2 separate regions of the Homo sapiens genome follow, and region 2 is linked to region 1. A link is an interaction called in ENCODE POLR2A ChIA-PET data of the cell type or tissue named here. Cell type or tissue: GM12878. All regions are shown on one strand. Each heading gives the region's core, and the rest is flanking DNA. Links, peaks and the distances in the headings are about the cores only.

Region 1 (2,918 bases), core at 300-2,799:
GGGGGATTTTTTTTTTTTTCCTTCAGGCAATCTTTTCTTTGCATTTGGGCAGGTTCTGTATTCTAATTTGCAAATAGGCTTGTGTCTGCCTGCAGGCTTTATCATGAAAGTATTAGCTCTAAGTGGAAATAAGGACTAGAAAAATAAAATACTGACTGGGAGTCTGAGGACTTTGGGATAGATCCTCAGTAGAGGATGGAGCAAAAGTAATAGTAAGTCAAGAAAGCAAATATATCTCTACCAGTTTCCCTAGAATATGTCCATTCTTATCCAAATCCAATTTTCCTCCTATTCTTGGCCTGAAGAAATTGAAATGAAGCCATTAAGATATCAGCCTATCTGAGAGTGCATCACTGAAGAATCAGCCTCACTAAGAGTCCTGTGTGACAATGAGATTTTAATTTAATTAGGGCAGTGGCTCAAGTGTTTATGCACTTGACCGTTGCTCTTGTTGATACGCAGGAATTAGAGTGATAGCTTTCAAAAGGAATTATTTCAGAGTAACTAGCTTTGTTTACTAAAATATGGGAGCTATAAGATCTGCTCTGTAAGAAATGTAAATGTATGAGTAATATGCTGTCATGAAGATTTTATAATCTGCAGTATTTGAGAAGTAATAAGATACTGTTGTTGGCTGGCCATCTGGTTATACATACTTGGTGTCATGGTTTGCTTTTTATTTTTTCATTTTTTATTTGTACTGGTGAGAGGCAAAGAATAGGAGTTCAGAGGTGGTGGGTTGTTTTTTTATATATATATAAAAACAAGGAATTTATGTTTAGTTGCTTAACATGGTTAGATTTTGTTTTTGCCTTATGCAGAATAAAAAATGAAAGGTTCATTTTATACTTTCTTTTCCCTTTTTTTTTCAAAAAGTAAAATGGAAACCTCACCCCCAATTTGTCCCCAGATTTAAACTTTTTGCTTGTTTTAAAAATAGTCTCTTTGGCATGAGGAGGAGTCAGACATGAATTAAAACTCTAGAAAGAAAAATCAGCAACAGAAAAGACCTATAGAGATTTCATATTTCATCCTTTCATTCAAAAATATTTATTGAAACCCTAGTATTTGCATATCATGCTGCCAGACACTGAGGGATTTGCTAAAGAAATATTAAAGACCTTCTCCCTTCTTTGAGGAGCTTAGAGCTTACTTGGGGAGAACTGAGATAGACTTATGAAATAGTTAAGTTGTAATTCGAGGCAGCATATGATTAAATACCGAAATATGTACTTCTGACAAGAAATGCTATAGGAGTTCAGAAAAGGGAGTGATAACTCAGTGGCACTACTGTTTTCTGCCTACAAATTGGCAAATTGTAGCACTATTTGTATGAAATATTTTACACTTGTTTTTTTGGCAGCCTTAGGCTTTGACTCCCAGGCAGCATTAAGAGCCAACAAAAATATTTGTACTCCAGTCTCTTCGGAATTGGCTTATTTTTTTTTTTCTTATAGGCAGAGGAAGTGCCTTACACAAACCGGAGTGCCCATGAGAGGCAGGGAGTTTTTGACAGTCATGATCTATTTCAGATACAACCGAAAGAACCAGCTTCGTCATTCTGTTTTTCAATCCAGCAGTGCTTGTCTCTCCGTTGCAAACTCTCTCTGACATTGACAGGCGGTTTAATTTGAACTTAATGTCTTTGACGGATGAGCTAGCCATCAAGGGTCAGATAAATTTATGGCTTTGGAGAATTGCCGATGAAAATCCCCATGGTTATAATGTTGGAGAAGAAACTGACACAGATGTAGTGGGAGGTGGAACACAGATGTGCTTATTGGGAGCAGGGTTCCCCAAATGTCAGAAGCCGGTGACATGCTAAAGGTATTGTGCTTGGGGATGACGTTTAGTGAAACTCACTGACTTCCTGTTCTATTTTTGCCATATTCAAATTAACACAGAGCTCAAAGATGAAGCCATGAGGCCTAAATTCTTAAGAATTGAAAGAGAGAGAGAGTAGAGAAAGGAGAAAAAATAAAACCTTTAGGAAGCCAAATACACTGTTTGGGCCCATCCATTCCTCATTCCGCTCGGATCCCCTCCGGGACTCCCCGTAGCTGAATGTGGTCATCATTTGGTTGCTTTTCAATCTCATGATTCATGTGTTTTCAGTTTCTTTTAAAAATTCACCATCACTGGTTTACCACCCCTGCATTTTAATCTTCAGCCTTGAGGAGGTGTAGTACTAGAAATATTTCGTTCTTTCCTTGATGCTATTCAATGGAATATCTGTGGAGTCCAACACCCTTTGGCGATAACGTGCTGTTGGTATTTGTTCTTCTTGCCAGGTTGGTGCCCCGTCTGGTGAGGCAAGGGTTCCCAAGTTAGTGTGACCTAGAGTGACTGACACATCAAGCAAGCCAGTGATCTCACCACTCAGCTTCTGAGCATCTCTTTATCAAAGTAGTTGGCCCTGGCCACAGCTTAAGACTTATCTGGGTCAGCCTCTGAGCTGGCTGACTTGGGAAAATGGCCCTGGAAAAATGTTTCACCTATATCTTTTGATATAATTTGGTATCTGTCTAAATAAATGGTATGTAGCAGATGGTTATGGAATGTCTTATCAAATTCTTAGGCAGACTCTGCCCTTGAAATTTTTCTATTTAATTATCATACTGCAAAGCACAAAATAGTAACTTTGTTATTATTTTTAAACAAAATCAAGTTACACAATAGGTTGATATTCTGAGAATGAATAGCAAACCTAAAATTTATACAATATGTGAACTCTTCCTTGAGCTGTTCTTTGCTAGGCATTTCTAAAAGGGAGCTCCCTATTTCAGAATCCATGGGAGGATGTGTTTCAGATATATTTGGCGATGTCATCTTGAGAGATGGCTCAGGAGTCGAAGTTCACCATGTTGTCTACATTTGTTCTTTGCTCCTAGACATGATGGAAAAAAATGCTCTGCTGT
Region 2 (2,918 bases), core at 169-2,668, 620 kb after region 1:
AGCCCGTCACAAAACCCTATATTAAATCATTCCACTTATATGAAATTTCTAGCAAAAGCAAATGTATGAAGATAGAAAGTGGATTAGTGGTTGCCCAGGACTGGGGGTGGGAGAAGAGACTAACTGCAAGTGGGCACAAGGCCACCTTGTGCTGTAATGGGCATGTTCTATAAACATGGATTACGGAGATGATTGCACAACTCTACAAATTCACTAAAAATCAATGTATTTACAATGGATGGACTTTAGATATGTAAATTATACCTCAGTAAAGTTATGGGCTCAGTTCAGAGGGCAGATCTTCCAGTCATATTCATGATGAGTCACAGGCAATCCAAAGATAGAAACAAAATGGAGAGAAAGAATACATTTCCTTCTTCTTCAATTTTATTTATCAAAAGCACTTTCTTCAGGTATCTCAAAATTTAAAGCTATAAGCCAGGCACGATGGTGCACACCTGTAGTCCCAGCTACTCTGGAGGCCAAGGCAGGAAAAACGCTTGAGCCCAGGAGTTTGAGATCAGCCTGGGAAACATAGCAAGACTCTATCTCTCTTTATTATTTTTTTAATTAAAGCTAAAATACCCAGATCTCTTTTTTTAATTATTATTAATTTCTGAGACAGAGTGTTGCTCTGTCATCCAGGCTGGAATGCAGTGGCACAATCTCAGCTCACTGCAACCTCCGACTCCTGGGTTCAAGCAATTCTCCTGCCTCAGCCTCCGAAGTAGTTGGGATTACAGGCGCCTGCCACCATGCCCAGCTAATTTTTGCATTTTTAGTAGAGACAGGGTTTCATCATGTTGGCCAGGCTGGTCTCAAACTCCTGACCTGAAACGATCCACTCACCTTGGCCCAAAGTGCTGCAATTACAGGCATGAGCCACCATGCCCGGCCCCACATCTGTTAAAATATGATTTTGCAGGCAGTTTGCCTGGAGGTTAAGGGTTGGAACTGTGGACTCAATCTGTGTGTAAAACCCAGCACTCCTACTTACTAGCTGACTTTAGCATGTTACTTAGACTGAGTTTCAGTTTCTTGTTCTGATACAAAAAATTAATACATACTACAGAGTTGTTTTAAACTAGCACACTATCTATTAACAGCACATGGTAAATACTCAACAAATGCCGATGTTATTTTTTTATTATCAACACATCATCATTACCATCACTATGACTGTAGTTTCCTTGGGAGACTTGAAAACTTGACTGATATGTGTATGTTCCTAATGTACATTTAGTGCTTCATCACTGCTATATTCAATTTAATTGACTGCCCAAACATAACCATGTTCCCTTATAACCCTCATTCCTTATCTTAGGGACCTTATACTTTGAAATAAAATCCCTGGATCATTTCACTAACAGAACAAAAGCTGTGCTATTCCCTGGCTAAAGCAAGATATTTTCCAATTCAACCATAGGAAAAAAACATTTTTAAAAGGTGCAGTTTTTGTTTGTTTCTAGGATAGGAGAACTGGACAAAGAAAAAATGTCAGCATCTCCTCAGAGAAGCCTGGCAAACAGGGGAAATAACACTAAACAAAGAAAGCCATGTGCAGAGGACCTGGCACAGGAACACAATTGCCAGGCCTTGCACCCGAGAATCACCAACACCTGCAGAGTAAAGCAACGGGCCACGTACAGTGCTGACTGCTTCCTGGGTGACAGCTGAAACCCAGCCAAGTTCAAAAACCCCTCATTGTGGGTGTGTGTTTTTGCTTTGTAACATCTATATGAAAAGGGAAGGGAAACTGCATGGGGTAAACTTTCTATTTTGTAAGACAAGCGTCTTCTTGTTCTCTTTTTCTTTTTCTGGTCAGTGAGTGGAAGGACAGAACCCTGGAAAAATACCTGTGCACCAAGCAAGACAACCCCATCACTGATGTCAGGAAAAGCAGAGCAGTCACCTCTGGCTTGCCCAGCCCACCTCACTCGCCCACCAGCACACACTGCGACTAAAGAACCCCACTTTAGCTGACTGGAGCATTCTTCCAGCCACACACCTCAAAGATCATCTGGGAAGAGATACCACAACACGGCAGGGGGCCGGGTGCCTGTGCCAGGGAGGGACACATGCTCTTCACTCCCCACACTTGCTGGTGAGCCACAGAAGCCCTGTGACCTCAGCACACTCAAGGGAAATATGTCATGGGGCTTACCCTTCATGAGGACCGCTCTAACTTAGCATCCAAGAAAACCTCACAGCCCCTGTGGGGACTTCTCCTGGGCACCACCTAGCTCCTGCCTTAGTAAAGTGTGGAGAAAACCAACTTCCTCACAGAAATGTCTTTTAGAGCCAAATGTAAGTGTCCCTGAAATCAAGTAGACAATGATATTCCTATCATTCTGGGCCTGTCCTTGAAAGTTGTCTCTGTTGTTTTCTTTCCACTAGAAAGTCATAGACCCTGAGACCCAAAAAGGCCCACAGGGATCTAGAGAGGTGAAATAACTTACTAAAGGCCACAGAGGATGGAAGTGGCCAGGCCAAGACTAACACCCAGCTTTATCCACAAAATCTGGAAAATGCTATCAGGCTATCTTCGACCCAGAAAAGAAGCGCTCACAAGAAGAATATCAAGGGAGGCTAGTCCAGACTCTGCAGCTAGTGTCAAAGTTCAAATCCAGTTCTGTCCCTTACTAGGGCACGTAACCTGGGCAATTTCCTTAACTTCTGTTTTCTCTTCCATTAATAAGAGGATAATAACAGCATCAACATTACAGAGCACTCCAAGCATGAATGTATCAATACCGAGAGTTTCTATATGACTGATCATCCTCCTCCTCCTCATCATCATCCTAAAACAGACAGGGGAATGAGAGTAAAGAAGGGATGATAGGAAAAAAAGGTAGAAAGTGAGTGTATGGTCACTAAATAAGTAGAGCATAATTTAACTTCAAAAAATTCAAAGACAT

Evidence for each region. Peaks named below come from ENCODE experiments on the same cell type or tissue, not always from the same donor. Only the 100,000 strongest peaks of a DNase experiment are listed, where the experiment ranks them.
Region 2: POLR2A ChIA-PET joins it to region 1 with 9 read pairs; 2 of 35 experiments call an interaction of 5 or more read pairs at or near these places.

The regions. Positions count from the first base shown.
Region 1 is chr12:94,206,485-94,209,402 of GRCh38, forward strand. All of the region lies in intron 4 of PLXNC1 (plexin C1), which reads left to right. Among named protein-coding and RNA genes, the nearest start is that of PLXNC1-AS1, 31 kb to the left of the region's middle. RefSeq lists enhancers at 1,245-1,314, 1,965-2,224. In GM12878, for the core only: a CTCF peak has its summit at 2,189; DNase peaks (open chromatin) are centred at 1,617 and 1,837; H3K4me3 peaks cover 2,314 bases; H3K27ac peaks cover 2,500 bases.
Region 2 is chr12:94,829,533-94,832,450 of GRCh38, forward strand. No RefSeq gene overlaps it. Among named protein-coding and RNA genes, the nearest start is that of MIR492, 3.4 kb to the right of the region's middle. RefSeq lists enhancers at 1,467-1,516, 1,667-1,876, 1,887-2,096. In GM12878, for the core only: no CTCF peak of the experiment used is centred there; a DNase peak (open chromatin) is centred at 1,709; H3K4me3 peaks cover 2,116 bases; H3K27ac peaks cover 2,500 bases.